Linked DNA regions of Homo sapiens: region 1 is linked to region 2. A link is a loop called in an ENCODE intact Hi-C map of the cell type or tissue named here. Cell type or tissue: psoas muscle. All regions are shown on one strand. Each heading gives the region's core, and the rest is flanking DNA. Links, peaks and the distances in the headings are about the cores only.

Region 1 (9,812 bases), core at 980-8,979, 420 kb before region 2:
TTGCTTTTATTGATAGGTGGCCTTAAATTCATTTTTAGCCATGTGAATCACTGACCTTCACCTTGAGCTGAGAGAAAGGCCTTCCATATCTGGAATGAACTCATGCACATCTTCCTAGAACAGATGCCAACGGAGGAAGTGGGGAATGGGATAGACTGAGGTGGTCGAGTGAAGGGAGACATCACTAGGTTGACCTATTCAAGAGAGAAGGAGACTCGGAAGCCTCCTGTGCTGCCCCGAAGCCCAGCCTTTTGGAATTGGGCCCCGCTGGCCCGGGAGAAGCCTCCTCTCTCCTCTTTATGATTGATTGCCTGACTCCTATGCAGTGAGAAGCAGCCTGTCATAGGGAGGCGCAGGGTTTGGGGTTAGAGACAAGCGCCCCAGGGGCCTTGTGCCTTCCCTCTCTGCCTCTCCCAGTGGGAGCAGACACTTGAAGGAAACTCCACTCTGTCCCCTCCCAAAACAGGTAGTCTGGACAACTTTCTGACGTCCCCCTGTGTTAGAAGCTTCTGGTTGCTAGTTGCTACCTTCAAGGACTCTGATGTCTGTTTTCTCTCCCATTCTCTCTGTCTGCCTTTGTTTTTCCATCCCCCCTCTCCACCCACCAACAGAGGGACCTCTACCTGTCTACCAGATGGGAGGCGTTTTCCCATCTGGGAAGAAAACTTTGAAGGACAGTTGCCATCTTGGAGAGAGAATACTGATCTGGGAATCAGGGAGTCCTCTCTATCCTGAGCTATTTGGCTCTACTCTCTTGGCTTCAGTTTCTGTATAAAATGAAGGTGATTTTGTTTGTATTAAAATATGAATAAAAACGAATGTTGGCCAGGTGTAGTGGCTCGCACCTATAATCCCAGCATTTTGGGAGGCTGAGGTAGAAGGATCACTTGAGCCCAGGAGGTCATGACCAGCCTAGGCAACGTAGTGAGATTTCATCTGTACAAAAAATAAGAAAATTAGGGGGGCTTGATGGTACACACCTGTGGTCCCAGCTACTCAAGAGTCTGAGGGAGGAGGATCACTTGACCCTGGGAGGTTGAGACCAGCCTGGGCAACATAACATACTCTGTCTCTACCAAAAAAAAAAAATTATTTATTTATTTATTTATTTTTCTTTTTTTAATTAGCCAGGAATGGTAGCATGTGCCTGTGGTTCCAGCTACTTCGGAGGCTGAGGTAGGAGGATCACTTGAGCCCACTAGGAGGTCGAGGCTGCAGTGAGCCGTGATCATGCCCCTGCACTTCATTCAGCCTGGAAGACAGACTCAAAAAAATAAATAAATACAATGTCAAAAAGTGAGCAAGGTTCTATCCCCAATCCAAATGCTAACTGGTTTAAAAAAAAAAAAAGTAGAAGAGAGACAAGGTCTCGCTGTGCTGCTCAGGCTGGTCTCAAACTCCTGTGCTCAAGTGATAACTCCCACCTTGGCCTCCCAAAGTGCTGGGATTACAGGCATGAGCCACCGCACCCAGACGTAAGCGGGTTTCTGTTTGTTAGAGAAGCCTTTTCTTCACCAAGTTAAGAGGACCTTACCACTTCATTTTGGGAGGAGTGTTTTTATTCCTTCTATCTTGGATTCATGAACATCCAGGTGTTCTTTCTTACCTCTTCTTACAGGCAGGGGAGAATTTAAAAGAGCCTGAAAGAATAGTTATGTGCCCCTTGACATTTCAGCAAATGTTTCAGTAGAAAGGAGATTGGCTCTTTCAATAGTTCACCTAATGGTCTGTGACCGAGCTGAGGTGTCTTCTTGACCCTGTAAAGGAGGCAGCTCCATGAGTTTGAGGGCTACACACGTCAAATGGCTGTAGTTGCCCAAAGAATTTTGGATCAGATCTCTCACCTTTGATGGGAATGAAATAACAAAGCCTCACCCACCCGGGGCCTGTTGCCTTTTGCTGAGCAAAGTCCTGTCAGCCGTTTAGTACAGACAGAGGCTTCACCCCAGCTGGAAACCCGATAATGAGTGAGGCCTAAGAATCTGAGCTTCCCGGGGTGTGTGGGAAACCAAATATTAGAGGCCACAGCATTCCCCGACTCCAATACTTGGATGGAGCTTGTGCATTCCCTTGGTTACAGCCATTTGGGGCTCCAAAAGGCGGGAGAGGTTTAGCCAGAGCCTCCTCTCAGCAGTTCTGGGGGGCCCAATCCCTTGTCACCTTGAAGTTCTGTTTAATCCTTCACCTTCACAGCAGCACCACAGCAGTGAAAAACAATGAAAGTCAGCCACACCCGTGGAAATTCATGTCAGGGAAAGAAGGCAGGAACAGGATCAAAGCCTCTTGTAACCCAAGAATTCCTCAGCAGCTCCAGTCCCTTAATAATTATGGTTTGGAGATTTGCCAGAAAGCAAAACCACTTAGCATGCCATATTTAACAATGAACAGTTTTCTGTGTTCATAATAGTCACTGTGCAGAGCAAATAGGCACCTTGAACAAAGAGTAGGATATTTATATGTGTATATAAAATAACCCGCACCTACCTTAAACCTAAATATGTTTTCAGAGAAGAATGTGGTACGTCCCTCTGCTCTGGTACCTGCTTTATGAGTAAGTTGGAGAAAAGCTACATACTCTGCCCCCATCCCCACCTCCCCAGGTTTTTAAAATAGAAATATTTGTTTAACCCAGAATTTCCCAAACTTACTAAATAGTTACACTCTTTAGTTTCCAGCTGGAGTAAAGCTGCTTTGGTTGGTTTTGAAGTTTGGAGTGTTTTATGTTGTTTTAAATATCTACTAACATTCCAAAAAGCCAGTGTCCCCAGAAAAACTTTTTGGGAAGTGATGACCAAAGAGTGCAGGAGACAAGGATGTAGACCAGTGGGGGGACCGAGAAAACAAGTCCCAAGCCCTGAGGGGAGATGAACAAGTTTGCTGGAGGCCCAGGTCTCTGCATCAGGTTTAAGGAACCTTGGATCCAGGTTCTCCATGTCACTGTGTGTTCAGTTAGACTTTATCCAACAAACATTTGTCATTGGGGGAAATTAGAGAAGAATGGCTGCTTGGAGGAAAGTTCATTACAGCCAAACCTTAAAGGATGGGCAGAATTTCAAGAGGAAAAGATGAGAAAGATGGAGAACATTCCAGAAAGACATGGGTGGCAGAGTATGAGGCCTGTTCAGGAAAGGAATGTTAGTGTGGTACAAGCATCGAGTGCGTGAGTAGGGTGGGGTGAGATGAAGCGGGATGACACAAACGACCTTTGGATCAAATAGGATTCTTTCAGATGCAAGTGACAGAATGTCCAATGCAGCCCACTTCAGCATAAGGGAGGCATACTGGATCGTGTAACTGAGAATTCCAAGGCTAAGACTGGCTTAAGACATGACATAATTCAAGGACTCAAACAGTGTCCCAAGGACCTGGTTTCTTGTCATTTCTCCCTTCTGCTCCTAGGTTGGTTCTGTTTTCGATCAGCTCACACTTTTCTTGGAGTTTAAGATGGCTACAGCAGCTCTAGCCTTTACATCTTCATTTATTCAAGTCCAAGTCCTGTGTCAGTACAATCCCATTGCATTTTATTGGCTCTAGTTGGGGTCCAGGCCTATCCCTGATCTAATCTCAGGGGCCAGATGCCAGTGAGGGCATCATATTCCTGGCCTCTGAGATTAGTTCAGGGATAGGCCTGGAACCTGTCTGGAGCGGGTACCCATGCCTGGAGTTGAGGGTAGGGTTAGCCCCACCCAAACCACATGGACTAAAAGGTGTGGAGGGGCTGGGTCTCCAGAGGGAGACTGGGGACAGCTATCCAAAGGAGGGCGAATGGAAGGTGGGCAGCAAAAACAACAGATGTCTGCTAAAACCTGGAATGCTAGGCCAAAGAACCTGGATATCATTTACATCAGAGAACCAGTAAAGATTTTTGAGCAAATAAGCAGCGTGATCAGAGCTACACATTAACATTAATTCAGCTACAGTTTAATAGCTGCCATGTACTTGGCACATGGTAGGTACTTAATATAATTATATATTGAATGAGTGAATGCAAAAAGAGAGATGAGTAGCTCAGGAGAGGAGAGAGAAATTAAAGGTGGGCAGCATTTTTAGGCCATCGTAGCAGTTTGGAAGGGGAGCTAGCAAAGGGAATAACGAAGACCCATCAAGAAAACCAAGAGGTTCCATTGTCATGAAACCCACATAAGGAAAAACTATCAAGAGGGCAGGTTTGGTCACCCACGCAAACACTGTTGAAAGGTCAGGTTAAGGACGATGAGGATTGAGAAAATGTCATGAGTGAGAGTTGAGAGAGAAGGTTCAGTAGTGGGAGGTTAGAGCCACCTTTAAGGAGTTTAGAAGTAAGTAGGAGGTAGGCAAAGGGCCCAAGTGTTGACCACTCTGCTACATCACCTGTCTTCTTATCCTCCCCAATTCAAACTCAGCAAAAAAGGTGCTCTTTCCCCTGCACACATCCTTCACACAGCACCTTATACCTCCCCCATGACCTCTATCCAGCCACGATTCCCTTTCCTCCCAGGCGTCTTCAGGTTCTCCTTCTCTACCTCCAGTGGCTCCTTCTCATACAAATATTTACATCACTCCCCTGCCCTAAAACCACATCTTCTAGACCCTGATCTGTCTTCAAGCCAATGTTTCAAAAGAGTCATTAGAGAAGCTTTGACTTTGAGGGGGACGGAAGTTTGAGCTTATGCTGAATGTCCTTGTAGAAGTCAAGATTATCAAGAATGTCAAGTCAAGAAGTCAAGAATGAGTGGTTAGGGAGTAAGATGTAGAGACAGGGAAAAGATTGGAACAGTTTATATAGAGGATCAGTTAGGAGTCACCAGAATAGGAAGAAAAGAATTACCAGAGGACATGGAGATTCCAGCTGAGATTAAACAGCGTGAGTTTATAGACAGCTTCATCAGCAGACTGCCGCTACTCAGCTGGAATTGGTGGCTCAAAGTAGAACAGTAGATTGGGTTTGGGGAGAGGTGGCTAGGGAACATTGTTGAGCCTGGTGGCAGATCAGATTGACAAGAGCACTGGGGACTAGGAAGATCATCACAGGCCTGGGGAATCCTGGATAATGTAGAATAATAGCCTGGGAGAGAGGGCAAGGTCAAGGATGTGGTCAGGAGTAGGGGGCGTGGGTAATTTCAGTGGAAAAGGTAGAAGGTTAAACAGTCGTGTTAGGAATATTAAAGAGGCCATATGATGTGGGAGCCATAGTGTGTAGACTATGTGGCTTAAATCCCAAATCCTAAACTGTGTCTCTCTGTTATACCCCATTATAAAATGGGGCTCATAAAACCTACTTTAAAAGGTCATTATAATTAATATATATGAAGTACATATGATAGTGCCTTGCACATAAGTACCCACTAAACGTTCGCAATGATACTGATGTTCATTTCAAAGTGATGATAAAACTTAGAATTTGAGATCTTGAGTTGAAACAGTTCTAAATAATGACAAGTTCTCAGATGTCATCATGGTTAATTGGGAGTAGAGTAAAATCAGAGATGGGGAGTATTTGAATTGAAGAGGTTGAAAAATGGTGAAAGCAAATACTGGGAGGGACATCTTTATGGATGTGGAAGTCCCAGATGGGGTGGCCATGGCGCAGTCATTGAAGAAGGCCAGGTCTGTAGCCAGCAAGAATGGGGAGATGGTTAGTATGGACTTCAAAAGAGAGATTGTGGGGAATGGCAGGGGGATTATCTAGGAGTGGCAGAAGGAGTTTGCTATTCCGTCCAAGTCAGAGACTCAGGGACAGAAGGAACAGCCCCGAATGGAAAATCAGGAGAATGGTAGCTTCTGCCGGGAGGAGGAAGAAACACGGAAAAGATGACACATATGGAGAATTTGCTCACAATATGACAGATTTTAATTGAGGGGAACTATTTTTTCATAAGAGCTTTTGAGAAAAACTATTCCCTGAACATGGGGACACATCTGAAAAAGGCATGAGGATAGGGGAGGAGGTAGGAGGTTTTGGAGTAGATTTCTGAGAAAGCCAACAGAGGGAGGCCCTGTTTCCTCACCATGATTGTAAGGTGCATGACATGAGACAAGCTGGCTCAGGCCTGTGGGCTGGTGCTAGGCATGCCCCAGCTGGACACAGCTCCCTGTGGCCCTGCCACATCTCCCACTCGGGAGTACACAGTCCCACAGTACCTTAGATTGCTGTATTTCCCAGACCGGTGTTTCGCACGCTGACAGAGACAGGAAGCAGACCAGGTGAGCTGGGATTGGGGGCTTCTGCTTTTAGAGAGCAGAGAGCAACAAATGGGTTTAAAGGAGAGGAAACAGGACACCAGCAGGCTTCAGGGCTGCCTTCTCTTCCAAGAGTGCTGCTCTGTAATGTAATTGTATTTGGACATTTTTTCCACATGATGTCAGGGTATAGCCTCCCTTAAAAGCCTTCATGAAAAAGCACAACTATAAAACAGACTCAGGCAGTGAAATGGAAACCAGACGAGTGGTTCTGTGTAATTTAGGTAAAGAGATTTCTCTTTGCAGCTTTGTGATCTGATCTGATCTCTGCTCTCTGCATAAAACTGTGTTTCACAGGATCCACTTACATTTGAGTCTTACCATGCAGGTGATTTCAGATGTGAAATGTCTTGCTTTATTACCAGAAAGCAAGGGTTCCCTTCTTGGTGGCTGTGCAGACCACCCCTCTCAGGCTGCAACCTTTCCAGTCTTCTTGTCCTTGTGTGAGCCCAGACCCCAGCAAACAGGGAAGGAGGCCTGACCCCTTTTCACTCTTGTTTTAACCCCTCTGTTCACCTTCGTCTGTCCACCCCTCACCTCCCTTCTTAGGGTTAGTCTTTGGAGAATGCATCCTGGGGAGAAATACTCATTGAAGAGGCCCAATCCCTTTAAAGCAAATGGGCCCACTTTCCTGCCCATTCCCTTTGCTTTAACGCCTCAGGGACACAGAATTGAATTACCCATTGTCCTCTGTTCTTGACACACTATCCTGCTCCATCCCCATGAGGGTCCTTTTATTTTATTTTATTTTACTGTATTTTATTTTATTTTATTTTATTTTTATAGAGAAACGATCTCACTATGTTGCCCAGGCTGGTCTCAAACTCCTGGGTTTAAGGATCCTTCGATCTTGGCCTCCCAAAGTTTTGGGATTACGGGTGTGAGCCACCATGCCCAGCCCCTTTCTTTTTTCATGTTTATATATTATTGAGATGAAATAAACATAAAATTAATCATTTTAAAGTATACAGTTCCAGTAGCGTTTAGTACTTTTACAGTCGTGTGCAGTCATTACCACTATCTAGTTCCAGAACGGTTTCATCACTTCCCTAAAAACCCTGTACCCATTAAGTAGTCCCCACTATCCCCTGGCCTCTGGCAACTGCCAGTCTGCTTTCTGTCTCCGTGACTTTTCCTATTAAGTTTTTTCATATAAATGGATTTATATATGACCTTTTGTGCTTGGCTATTTTCATTAGACATAATGTTTACAAGGTTCATCCATGCTGTAGCGTGAATCAGCACTTTTAGTTCTTTTTATGGCTGAGTAATGGTCCATTGTATGGATCTACCACATTTTATTTATCCATTCATCCATTAATGGATGGACATTTGTGTTGTTTCCACCTCTTGGCTACTGTGAATAGTGCTGCATGAACATTCATGTATAAGCTTTTATTTGGGTACTGCTTTCAGTTCTCTTGGGTATGTACCTAGGAGTGGAATTGTGGGTCACATGGTAATTCTTTGACTTATTGAGGAACTGGAGGTCCTTTCTTGATGGACATCCTCCCCAGGTCTGCTCTGACAAGGAATAGCAGGCATGTTCCAACCTATCCCCACCTCCCAAGACACTGAGAATTGGCACAATGTCATCATTCTGTTAGATCTGGAAATAAACCGAAGAAAAAAGAGTATGGTCACCACAGAGATGCTGGTAATCAGAAGAAAGACAGCTTGGATGGGGGTGGGAAGGGGATGGGGTACTGAGAAGATTCAGGGTCACTTGAAAAGATTTGACTAAGGCCCAGGAAGAACTTAAGAGAAAGGGACTCAGCCACCCAGAATGAAGGAAATTGTAAGCCTAAAATACCCATGGCTGGTACAGCCAATCCACTAGTGATGAGGGAGGGATATAAGAGAGCTGTGAACTTACTTTTTCCTGCAACTAGGGGGCCGGGAAGCCACGTAGAAAGAGTCTTTAATGTTAAGGATGTAGGACATTTGGGCCTTGTGGGAGCACTGAAGGCTTTTAGACTGAGACATAATCAGGTCAGAGTTGTCTTAGACAGGTCACCCTGACCACAGGGAAGGGGAAAGCTTGGAGTCTAGACAAGACTGGAAGCAAGGAGCCTGCTTAGAAAGCTACCATCATTGGCCGGCCACAACGATTCACACCTGTAACCCCACATTTTGGGAGGCCAAGGTGGGAGCAATGCTTGAGCCCAGGAGTTCAAGACCAGCCTGGACAACATGGCAAAAACCCTGTCTCTACAAAAAATGCAAAATTAGCTGGGTGTAGTGGCGTGTGTCTGTAGTTCCAGTTACTCAGGAGACTGAGGTGGGAAGATCACTTGAGCCCAGGAGGTTGAGGCTGCAGTGAGCCATGATTGCACCACTGCACTCCACCCAGCCTGGGCAACATAGTTAGACCCCATCTCAAAAAAAAAAGGAAGGCTACCATTGTTCTGAGAGGAAGGATGGTGAGGATGGACCAAGGAAGTGGCAGTGGGGATGGAGAGGTGACAAGTTTGAGAGGTGTTTAAAAAGGGGCACAATTGTCAGACAGGTTACTGTGCATACAGAGGTGAAGGCAGAGCATGAGATGCTGTGGAGAAGAAAAAGTAAAGCAGGAAGCAGCAGAGGAGGGCGCCTCAGAGTTCCAGAGAGCTCCAGAGCACTGCACACACTGCCGAGAGAGCCCAGTCAGACTGGGCACGAGGCTGAGAGTGTGGGGACAGGAAGCCTGTGGAAGCGGCCCGGGCCGCTCCTTCTGAGTGAGGGCTAAATATGGAGGAGATTTGTGTCCTTTTTCTTCCTTCAGGTACAAAACTTTCAAAACGGATTCCATGTGTTTTGATTTCAATATTTTGACCTGGAGGACACTGTGACTCTATGTAAATGCAAATTTCTAATCTGAATTATATGAACATTAATTCATTTCATCAAGAAATTATTTTCCATCGTAACTCCTACAATCCAGTTTAATTCCTTAATCAATTTTCTTTACTGAGCGAGCGTGGTGGCTCATGCCTATAATCCCAGCACTTTGGGAGGCTAAGGCGGGCAGATCTCCTGAGGTCAGGAGTTCAAGACCAGCCTGGCCAACATGGCAAAACCCCATCTGTACTAAAAATACAAAGAAATTAGCCAGGCATGGTGGTGCACGCCTGTAATCCCAGCTACTCAGGAAGCTGAAGTGGGAGAATCGCTTGAACCCGAGAGGCAGAGGTTGCACTGAACCGAGATCATGCCACTGCACTCCAGCCTGGGTGACAGAGCGAGACTCCGTCTCTCTCTCTCTCTCTCTGTCTCTCTCTCTCTCTGTCTCTCTCTCTCTCTCTCTCTCTCTCTCTCTCTCTCTCTCTCTCTCTCTCTATATATATATATATATATATATATATATATATATTTCTGTATGGAGCAGTGAAGGCATTTCCTAAAGTTCTCCTTTATTTTCTTAAATATCAACTTTTTTTTTGTTTGTTTTGTTTTGCTTTAAGATAGGGTTTTGCTCTGACGCCCAGGCTGGAGTACAGCAGTGTGATCACAGCTTACTGCAGCCTTGAACTCTGAGGCTCCAGTAATCCTCCCGCCTCAGCTTCCCAAGTAGCAGGGACCACAGGCATGTACCACCACATTCAGCTAATTTT
Region 2 (9,812 bases), core at 1,005-9,004:
AGGAGTTCAAGACCCCCATTGCTACAAAAAAATAAGAAATTAGCCAGGCATGGTGGTGTGTGCCTGTAGTCCCAGCTACTTAGGAGGTCAAGGCTGGAGGATTGCTTGAGCCAGCAAGTTCAAGGCTGCAGTGAGCTATGATCACACCACTGCACTCCAGCCTGGGTGACAGAGCAAGAACCTATCTTGAAAAAAAAAAAAAAAGGGAACATGATCAGACTTATGGTGTTCAGAGTCTGGTGTGTCAAGGTTTGTCTAACGGACCTCATTTAGGCTGGGGAGAAAGAGAGCACAGGAGGGAGAGAAGGGGAAAGACACATGGAGGGAAAGGGAGAGAGGGAGAGACAGAGGAGGTTGAGCCTCATAGGAAAGGCCCCAGCCCACCAGGTATATCATGGCCCCAGGTGTGACCCATACACATCTCTAGGCTCCAAGGACACTGGGTCAAGGCCAGCCTCATGCTGACAGACAGCAAGGCCTCCAGGACCTGCAGCCAGCAGCCTTCCCAGCCCCTCCTCTCTTTTCTCCCAGGGTTGGTTTCCAGCTGACTCTAAGAAGCCTTGGGAGGGTAGATTGGGAAACACGGGAGGACTCTGGGCTGCAAGGGGCAGCGGCCATCTTCAGCTAGGAGGGTCCGTGGAAAGTGAGTGGGGGGAGGGGAGCACCCAGGAGGGGACTCTGGGGGGCCTTGCGGAGGGTAATCTGTCCTGCATGCCCAGCTTCCAGGGATTCCACATGGAGGAGCTGCTGTGTGAAGTGAAATGTCTATGAGAGGCTGGACTCGGGGGTCTCCACCACTGTGAGCCTGGCAGCAGAGCTCCATGGGAGAAAGATGACACTCCCAGTTGCTTGGCAGAGATGGTTTCTTTGGTTTTTATTGTACAGGCATTTTTACTTTGCACTATTGCAGTGGTAATATTCCAGGGGAGCCATCCCTAGGGGGGTCCTTGAGGGTTTAAATAGACCCAAGGAAATGGTCTTCTATGCCCAGAAAGCCTTCTGTCCTCACCAGGCTTTACTGGTGAGATGTCACACTCAACGCTGGGGGCGCAGAGAGGGTTTGAGAGCTTTGAAACATGAGTGGGGGCCGGGGGGAATGGCTCCAGGCTGCAGATGCTTCAGGAAGATCGTGCCCAGCACCTGAGCTGCTTGAGAAATCTGGCACAGGCACCCGGCACAATAGACTCAAGAACTACATTTCAGAAAAGGTGATAACCAGGTCTGGAGGACACATTCTTGTCTGGCTGTCCCCGGTCCATGAGGGAACCACACACATCCCCACTGCCCCCCACTGCAGGAGTCCTGGTGGGGCCATCTGTTAATCCCAGGGCTCCCCAGCTCCCACCCCTGAAAACAAGTTTGAGCCCTGGATCTCCGCCCTAGGACTTCTCAGCAGTGGAAGCCAATATAGTCCTTTCTGCTCAAGCCTGTTTGATTTGGTCTTCTGTCACTTGCAACTGAAAATGTCCCATCTAACATACCAGACTAATAACTAACTATGAAATAGGCTCCAAACCAAAGAACAGAGTCAGAGTGAAAATGTGTTTTCCAAGGGTCAGAATCCCATAGTTCTCTGGAAGAGAAACATAAAAGACCTCTGCCAGATCTGGACAGGCCAGCTAGAAGCAGTACTGCCCTTAGACATAGGCAAGAGAGGCCCCTGCACACACACACACACACACACACACACACATTAAAGAATACATGGATATCTCTGCCCTTGTCCCTCGAGATCCAGCACTCAGCACTAGTACAGTGTGATCTCTAACCCCAAAACATCCACTCTCATGAGCAACACCATTCAGGCCCCAGGGAAACGCCTCACATCCTTTGTGTTATGTCCTTGAATCAAAAAAGACTGTGTCTACATACTGTGAAAATTTCTGGGCTATGCTGCTGTTCACACCAGAGACAGACACTGCCCTGGCTCTGGAGTGTAGCGAGGAGTGGATGGTGTGCACACTAAGGTAAGAGAAAAGGCATTGATCAAATCCTTCCTCTCACATAGCAAGAATGCAAGAGAAGTGGCAGATCCCAGCGGTGGCAAGATGCACTTTCTTGCTTTTCTTTGTGGTTGCAGAGGTACTCACACATTAGCACAATATTTGCTATAGTTGCACATGGCAGCTGAGGAGCATTTTCCAATATGAATAATTCATAATTTGCCTACATTTGCACACATGTAGGTCAAGATATAACATGCATGAAGCATGACACTGATGCTTTACATTGGCAACTAGACAGACATGGAACAATGCTACAATTGTAAATGAGTTTATTTTTGTAAAAATGTTTAGTAAGACTTCATTACATTTTCAAGACTTATATTTAAAATTTAGCTTCACTTAAACATCTTATTTAAATGTTGAATGTATTAGATAAAGTTGATCGGTTATACTATTAGTTATGTTTGCCTTTTAATTTTAATAGATAATTTTGAAGATTTTAAGAAAAAATAATTTTTAAAACTTACAAGAGAAGTAACTTTAAGCTTTGATCTTTTACAATTTACTTTAATTTACATTTTTATTAAAATAGGTGCAATTTTGTGCTGTTTTGGTTATCTCTGCTGCATAACAAACCCCAAAACTTAGTGCTTTAAAATCAATTGGCCAGGCATGGTGGCTCACTCCTATAATCCCAGCACTTTGGGAGGCCGAGGCAGGAGGATCACTTGAGGCCAAGAGTTCAAGACCAGCCTGGGCAACATAGAGAGACCCCCATCTCCACACAAAAGAAGCTTTTAATTAAAAACAATTATTTTTAATAAAAACAAAATATTTTTAGCTCTCAGGGTTACCTGGACTTAGTGGTCGCTTATGGGGACAGGTCTCTCATGTAGTCGCAGTCAAATGGCAGCAGGACCTAGAGCAAGCTTGTCCAACCTGCAGCCTATGGGCTGCATGAGACCCTGGATGGCTTTGAATGCAGGCCAACACAAATTCGTAAACTTTCTTTTTTTTTTTTTTTTTTTTTTTTTTGAGATGGAGCTTCGCTCTTGTTGCCCAGGCTGGAATGCAATGGCGTGATCTCGGCTTGCTGCAACCTCTGCCTCCCAGGTTCAAGTGATTCTCCTGTCTAAGCCTCCCAAGTAGCTGGGATTACAGGCACCCACCACCATGCCCAGCTAATTTTTGTATTTGTAGTAGAGACTGGGTTTCACCATGTTGGCCAGGTTGGTCTTGAACTCCTGACCTCAGGTGATCCACCCGCCTCAGCCTCCCACAGTGCTGGAGTTACAGGCATGAGCCACCATGCCCAGCCCATAAACTTTCTAAAAAATTATGAGTATTTTTTGTGTGCGTGATTTTTGTTTTTAGCTCATCAGCTATTGTTAGTGTATTTTATGTGTGGCCCAAGACAGTCCTTCTTCTTCCAATGTGGCCACAGAAGCCAAAAGATTGGACACCCTTGGTCTAGAGTCAAACGTTGGCTCAACTGGACTGCACATCCAAGATGGCAGCATCTTCTTTCACCTATCTTCTTTCATCCTCAGCTGGGATGGCTGGAACAAGTGGAATCTGGCTGAATCTATTGCTTTCTCCATGTGGCCTTTCCATGTGGCTATCTTGGCTTCCTTATAGTATGATGGCCTCAGAGGAATCAAATTTCTAAGATGATAGCTGACTTACCCCAGAGCAAGCTTTCTAACAGACCCAGCTGAAAGGCAAAAGGCTTCCCATGGCCTATCCTCAGAAGTCATGCAGCCTCACCATCACTGCTTTCTGTTGGTCAAAAGCGAGTCACGGAGACAACCCAGAGTTAAGAGAGGGGAATACACAAGGTTGGGCATACTAGGGGTGTGAACACGGGGGTGCTATCTTGGAAGACTAGCTGCCACAATGTCTGCCCTCTGCCTCCCATGAATCACATACCTCCCACGTGCAAAATACAGTCGCCTTCCAAGACCATTAAGGTATCAGCCATGAAGCCTTTAGGTTCAGGCTCCAAATCCAGGACCTCAACCTCTAACTCAGGTCCAGGTGCAAATAAGGCCCCTCAGGTGTGGTTCTTTAGAGAGGGTTTGTTTTGCCCTGAAGATCTGTGAGCTAAAGAGACAAGTTGTCTTCCCCCATGGCCAACGTACAGCAACAAAGTGGACACAGGATAATGGCAACAGACACTCTCATTCAAAAAGGAGAAGAAACTAGCACAGTGCAATTCCGAAAGCAAGCCAGGCACATGTCACCAGTGTCTTCATTAGACCTGGTCCTGCTCTCAGGGAGGGGCTGTCCCTAGCTGTTGGCTTCACACTCAATTATCCATCCTTCTCCATAAGAAATGACCAGGGCAGCTGGGCACAGTGGCTCACGCCTGTAATCCCAGCACTTTGGGAGGCCGAGGTGGGTGGATCACATGAGGTTGGGAGTTCGAGACCAGCCTGGCCAACATGGTGAAACCCCATCTCTACTAAAAATACAAAAATTAGCCAGGTGTGGTTGCATACATATGTAATCCCAGCTACTCAGGAGGCTGAGGCAAGAGAATCACTTGAATCCGGGGGATGGAGGTTGCAGTGAGCCAAAATTGTGCCACTGCACTCCAGCCTGGGCAACAGAGTGAGACTCCATCTCAAAAAAAAAAAGAAAGAAAGAAACTAATGACCAGGGTCTGCTGCATTTTGAACTGTCTCCGTCCCTTCCCACCCAACTTGATACAATTCTTTCAAAAACTTGTGGGTTTCTTAAATATCAAATGATAATTTACTACTTAAGACAATAGCCATACCCCCATTTCTCCCCTAGTAGGCCTTCTTCTACTTTAAGCCACTTGTGAGGTTGCTGTGGGATTCTTAGAAGTCCTATTGTCTAGCAGAGAGGATCTAAGATGTATACTCTGAAGATTCTTTACTGGGCGTGGCAGTGTGTGCTTGTGGTCCCAGCTGCTCAAGAGGGCTCTTTGTACCTAAGAGTTGGAGGCCAGCCTGGACAACATAGCAAGACCCTGTCTCAAGGGGGAAAAAAATATTCTCGGAAGCCCTTTTGTCTATCCAAAAGGTCTACAAAAATAATGCCCTTAAATTTTTCTGAGGTTTTAATAAAGGGTTTTACAGCCACATTCTTGATTTCACATTTACCCAAGGCCACAATTTACGGGCAGTGCCCTAAATTTTATCTTTGCTCTAAGACCATTTCTTATTTTGAAAGCCTTTTACTGGCTGGAACAACAGTCCTGGGCTCCTTGTATTTCCAAAATTCTGCTCAAAACCTAAATAGTTCCTTCTTTAGTTCATCTCTATCTCTTCCTATTTTATTTATTTTTTATTTATTTTTGAGATGGAGCCTCCTTCTGTCACCCAGGCTGGAGTGCAGTGGTGTGATCTCAGCTCACTGCAACCTCCGCCTCCTGGGTTCATGTGATTTTCCTGCCTCAGCCTCCTGAGTAGCTGGGATTACAGGCGTGTACCACCACACCCAGCTAATTTTTTATATTTTTGCTAGGGACGGGGTTTCACCATGTTGGCCAGGCTGGTCTCCAACTCCTGACCTCGAGTGATCCGCCCACCTCGGCCTCCCAGAGTGCTGGGATTACAGGCGTGAGCCACCACGCCCAGACTCTTCCTGTTTTATCAGAGTCGGGTGGAAGAAGCTAATTATTAAATATCACTTTCAAAAGATCCGCCTTGAAATCGCCCTAGCCAGATCCCCAAGTTCACTGGGTGCCCTTTTCTATGTCCACATCATTGCAGGTGAGGAACTCACTTAACTCTTCTGCCAGTGCCTCTCCCAGGCCTTTTGTTCTCCAGCCTCCAATACGTTTCCTCACTCTGTCTCAAGATTTCAGTACACCACAGGTTTTAGGTTTTTCTTACAACACACCACTTCTAGCACTGTGGTCCCAGCCTTCCAAAGAAAGCCCCAGTGAACAAGACCTCCTGGTATTTATACCTTGTGTGGTCCTCCCACGAAGAATCTGGGCTGGCCTGTGACTCATCTAACAAATACAATGCAGTGGAAGCAGTTGCATAACTTTTGGATGGACCCTTCAGGAGGACTGGCAGCTTCCTCTTCCTCCCTTTTAAATTACTCATTTCTGTGAGTCCTGAGCACCAGCCATGTAAGAAGTCCAGCTACCCCCTTGGAGTGACCAGCAACTCTATTGGAGAGAGAAGGCCAGAGATGACACACAGAGGGAGAAAGGAGCAGATGTCCCTGCCTCCCAGCTGAGCCTCCTAATGATCCCGGCCTCATCCACCACTCAACCACAGCCACATGAGAATTCCCAAGCACCAGCAGCAGCAAAGCTGCTCAGCTAAACCCAGCCAAGCCACAGAAACACGCAATAATCAAATGGTGGTGGTTCTCAGCCCCTAAGTTTTGGGACAGTTTGTTACGTAGCACAGATGACTGAAACAACTCTGACACAAGCTCCTTTTCTCTTTCATCCTGTAGATCAGCACTGTCATCGGAACACAAATGATGAGTTTGCTATTATAAAAACATGATTACTAATTTTGCTGAAGTTAAGGCAAAGAAGTGAATTCTAGAAAGTAAATATACACTAACTTATGAAATGTAATAAATGTCTTTATTCCTTGCCCAAACATCACTGGCTTATCCACAGAATTTAAGAGAGGGGACCACACATGGTTGGGCATACTAGAGGTGTGAACACGGGAGGCCTATCTTGAAAGACTAGCTGCCACAATGTCTGCCCTCTGCCTCCCATGAATCACATACCTCCCACGTGCAAAATACACTCACCTTCCAAGACCCTTAAGGTATCAGCCATGAAGCCTTCGGGCTCAGGCTCCAAATCCAGGACCTCAACCTCTAACTCAGGTCCAGGTGCAAATAAGGCCCCTCAGGTGTGGTTCTTTAGAGAGGGTTCGTTTTGCCCTGAAGATCTGTGAGCTAAAGAGACAAGTTATCTTCCCCCATAGCCAACGTACAGCAACAAAGTGGACACAGGATAATGGCAACAGACACTCTCATTCTATTGGGAATCCCCTGAGGGGCTTCATCATAACTAAATTCAGTTGTCTTCAATATTGTGCAGACTTGCAGTCATATAAAAATTATAATTCGGCCAGGCGCATTGGCTCACACCCATAATCCCAACACTTTGGGAGGCTGAGGTGGGCAGATCACGAGGTCAAGAGGTCAAGACCATCCTGGTCAACATGGTGAAACCCCATCTCTACTAAAAATACAAAAATTAGCTGGGCGTGGTGGTGCACGCCTGTAATCCCCAGCTACTCAGCAGGCTGAGGCAGGAGAATTGCTTGAACCTGGGAGGTGGAGGTTGCAGTGAGCCGAGATTGCACCACTGCACTCCAGCCTGAGCAACAGAGCGAGACCGCATCTCAAAAAAACAAACAAACCAACAAACAAAAAAATTGTAACTCATGTTCATGTGCATTTTCAATATTCTCATTTTGAAGGTGAATTTGTCGAGGTTGAAGGATACAACATATTTTATTTAAGTTTGTCAGCTTGATTTATAACTTTAACTCTCCATATATACAGCCTGTGGGCCTCCACTTAGACTCCTCTTTAGGGGTGGATGTCAGTAGAACTAATAAATGAGTGTCTGACCAAGACAAGGGCTGGAAGAACTGCAGCAGCCAGAAGAGAAGATGGGGACTTATCAGGGCCAGAAGGAACACCTGGGCAAGCACATGGGCGAAGCGCAGAGGAGCAGGGCTGGGGCAGGGTGCTGAGAGGCCCACCCATCATCTGCGGAGCAGCTACTCTAGCTTCTCCCTGTGCTCCCCTAAGCCTGGCCTCAGGTCAAAGCCCACATGCAGCCCAGTGTCCACTCACCCAGAGGCCATCGTAAGCCATCAAGGTGACCGCCCCCCCGGGCTGCAAGCTTTGGCTGCACCTCCTTGCCCTCCCCTTTGTGCACAGACCTGTCCCCCAGGCCCCAGGAAGCCCGGAGGACTTCCCAGGTGGGCCCAGCTCAAAGCCTCCAGCTAGGGACACCTGGCCCTGGGATTAAGGTGAGGAACAACAACTAGAATTGGAAACGCGCAAAGAAGTTAAGATGAACCATCCACAGGCACTGGGCACAGTGGCTCACACCAGTAACCCCAATACTTTAGGGAGCCGAGATAAGGGGATTACTTGAGCCTGAGAGTTCAAGACCAGCCTGGGCAACATAGTGAGACCCCCCGTCTCTATTTAAAAAAAAACAATTTTTTTTTTGAGAGAGTCTCACTCTGTCACCCAGGCTGGAGTGCAGTGGCACAATCTCCGCTCCCTGCAACCTCCGCCTCCACGTTCAAGCGATTCTCCTGCCTCAGCCTCCTAAATAGCTGGTATTACAGGCATGCACAATCACACCTGGCTAATTTTTGTATTTTTAGTAGAGTGGGGGTTTCACCATGTTGGTCAGGCTAGTCTCGAACTCCTGACTTTGTGATCCGCCCACCTCAGCCTCCCAAAGTGCTGGGATTACAGGCGTGAGCCACCATGCCCCACCAAAAAAAATTTTTTAAGCCTGTTGAGGTGGTGCGCATCTGTGGTTCCAGCTACTCGAGAGGTTGAGGCAGGAAGATGGCTTGAGCCCAGAAGATCCAGGCTGCAGTGACCAGTGATTATGCCACTGTAGTCCAGCCTGGGCGACAGAGCAAGACCTTTTCTCAAAATAATAATAATAAAAATAATAATAATAATTAAAATTTTAAAAATCCACCCACAGGCAATATCCAGCACTCACAGAAGACAAGCAGGTGGGGAAACGACCAGGGATCCTGAAACCCTCAGACAAGGCCAAAACTTGATTTAGCCACTAGAGGTAAAGACAGAACTGGCCTCCTCCCCAAGTCCCTCAAAAAAGTGGGGGCTATAAACCTAACACCTGGACAGGTGCAGAATCAGAGCTGTTTGGAAGCCCACTCACCAAGAAAATACACTATCACATTTGACCAGTTAATCTGAATGCTAGGAGTTTCTGCAAGGCTCAGACAGAGCCTCTGGCTCCGCACGTGTGTGCAAGGATCCCACGTCAGTTTTGTGACCATGGAAGTGCATCTACTTGTAGGTGGGAGATTTCTTTTTGCCTGGGTGAAGGTCTATGACTGAGACTGTGTGGAAGACAGTGGGTGTCTGTGAGCAGAATTGCCACTGGTTACATGTGCAGGCTCTGAGGCCGGACTACCTGGCCTTGAATCCCAAGTCTACCAATTACTGGCTTTGTGAGCTTGAGTTGACCTCTATGTGACTCAATTGACCTCTATGTGGGAGTAAATAACTATACCTGTCTCATGCAGTTGTTGCAAGGATGAAATTACATAATCCTTTCTATAGTGTTAGAACAATGCCTATGATATAGTAAATTACCAATAGGTGTTAGTTATAATTATGATGTGTGACTGTGTATATCCGCATCTGCAAATGTAAATTCAAGTGTATCTAGTAAAGGTATAGGGGTGTCTTTATGTCTTTGTTTATGAAGATATACTCATCTAAGTGTCTGTGTCTATGTTTCTGTGTGTCCAATGATAAGAACAACTGGCATCTATTGAGTGCCTTCTGTGTCAGGCATTAAGTTCTACAGGTATTCACATGGAAACATACACATACGTGGATGTAAATGGCAAGTACACATCCAGCCTGATTTACGATATCATAGGCATTGTTCTAACACTATAAATAGGATTAAGTTTGGGAGGCCGAGGTGGACATGTTTCTGGGGGGTCCTTGCTCCCAGAGCTCCCAAGATGGTGGCAGGTGGCTTCCAAAATGGCAGCCGGCTGCTTCCAAGATGGTGGCAAGCCTAATGTTCTCTGACCTGGGGTTCTTGGCCTCACGGATCCCAAGGAATGGAATCTTGGGCCATGAGGTGAGTGTTAAAGCTCTATTAGA

What was found. Hi-C counts contacts between places; a loop is a spot of excess contacts. Peaks named below come from ENCODE experiments on the same cell type or tissue, not always from the same donor. Only the 100,000 strongest peaks of a DNase experiment are listed, where the experiment ranks them.
Region 1: it touches region 2 in a loop (3-fold over the local background); 2 of 110 quality-filtered maps call a loop at or near these places.

What each region holds. Positions count from the first base shown.
Region 1 is chr2:43,247,890-43,257,701 of GRCh38, reverse strand. The region is part of intron 36 of THADA (THADA armadillo repeat containing); the gene reads left to right. Among named protein-coding and RNA genes, the nearest start is that of LINC01126, 26 kb to the right of the region's middle. In psoas muscle, for the core only: no CTCF peak of the experiment used is centred there; no DNase peak of the experiment used is centred there; H3K27ac peaks cover 1,283 bases.
Region 2 is chr2:42,832,318-42,842,129 of GRCh38, reverse strand. No RefSeq gene overlaps it. Among named protein-coding and RNA genes, the nearest start is that of TRI-TAT2-1, 27 kb to the right of the region's middle. In psoas muscle, for the core only: no CTCF peak of the experiment used is centred there; DNase peaks (open chromatin) are centred at 5,949, 6,184 and 7,791; H3K27ac peaks cover 805 bases.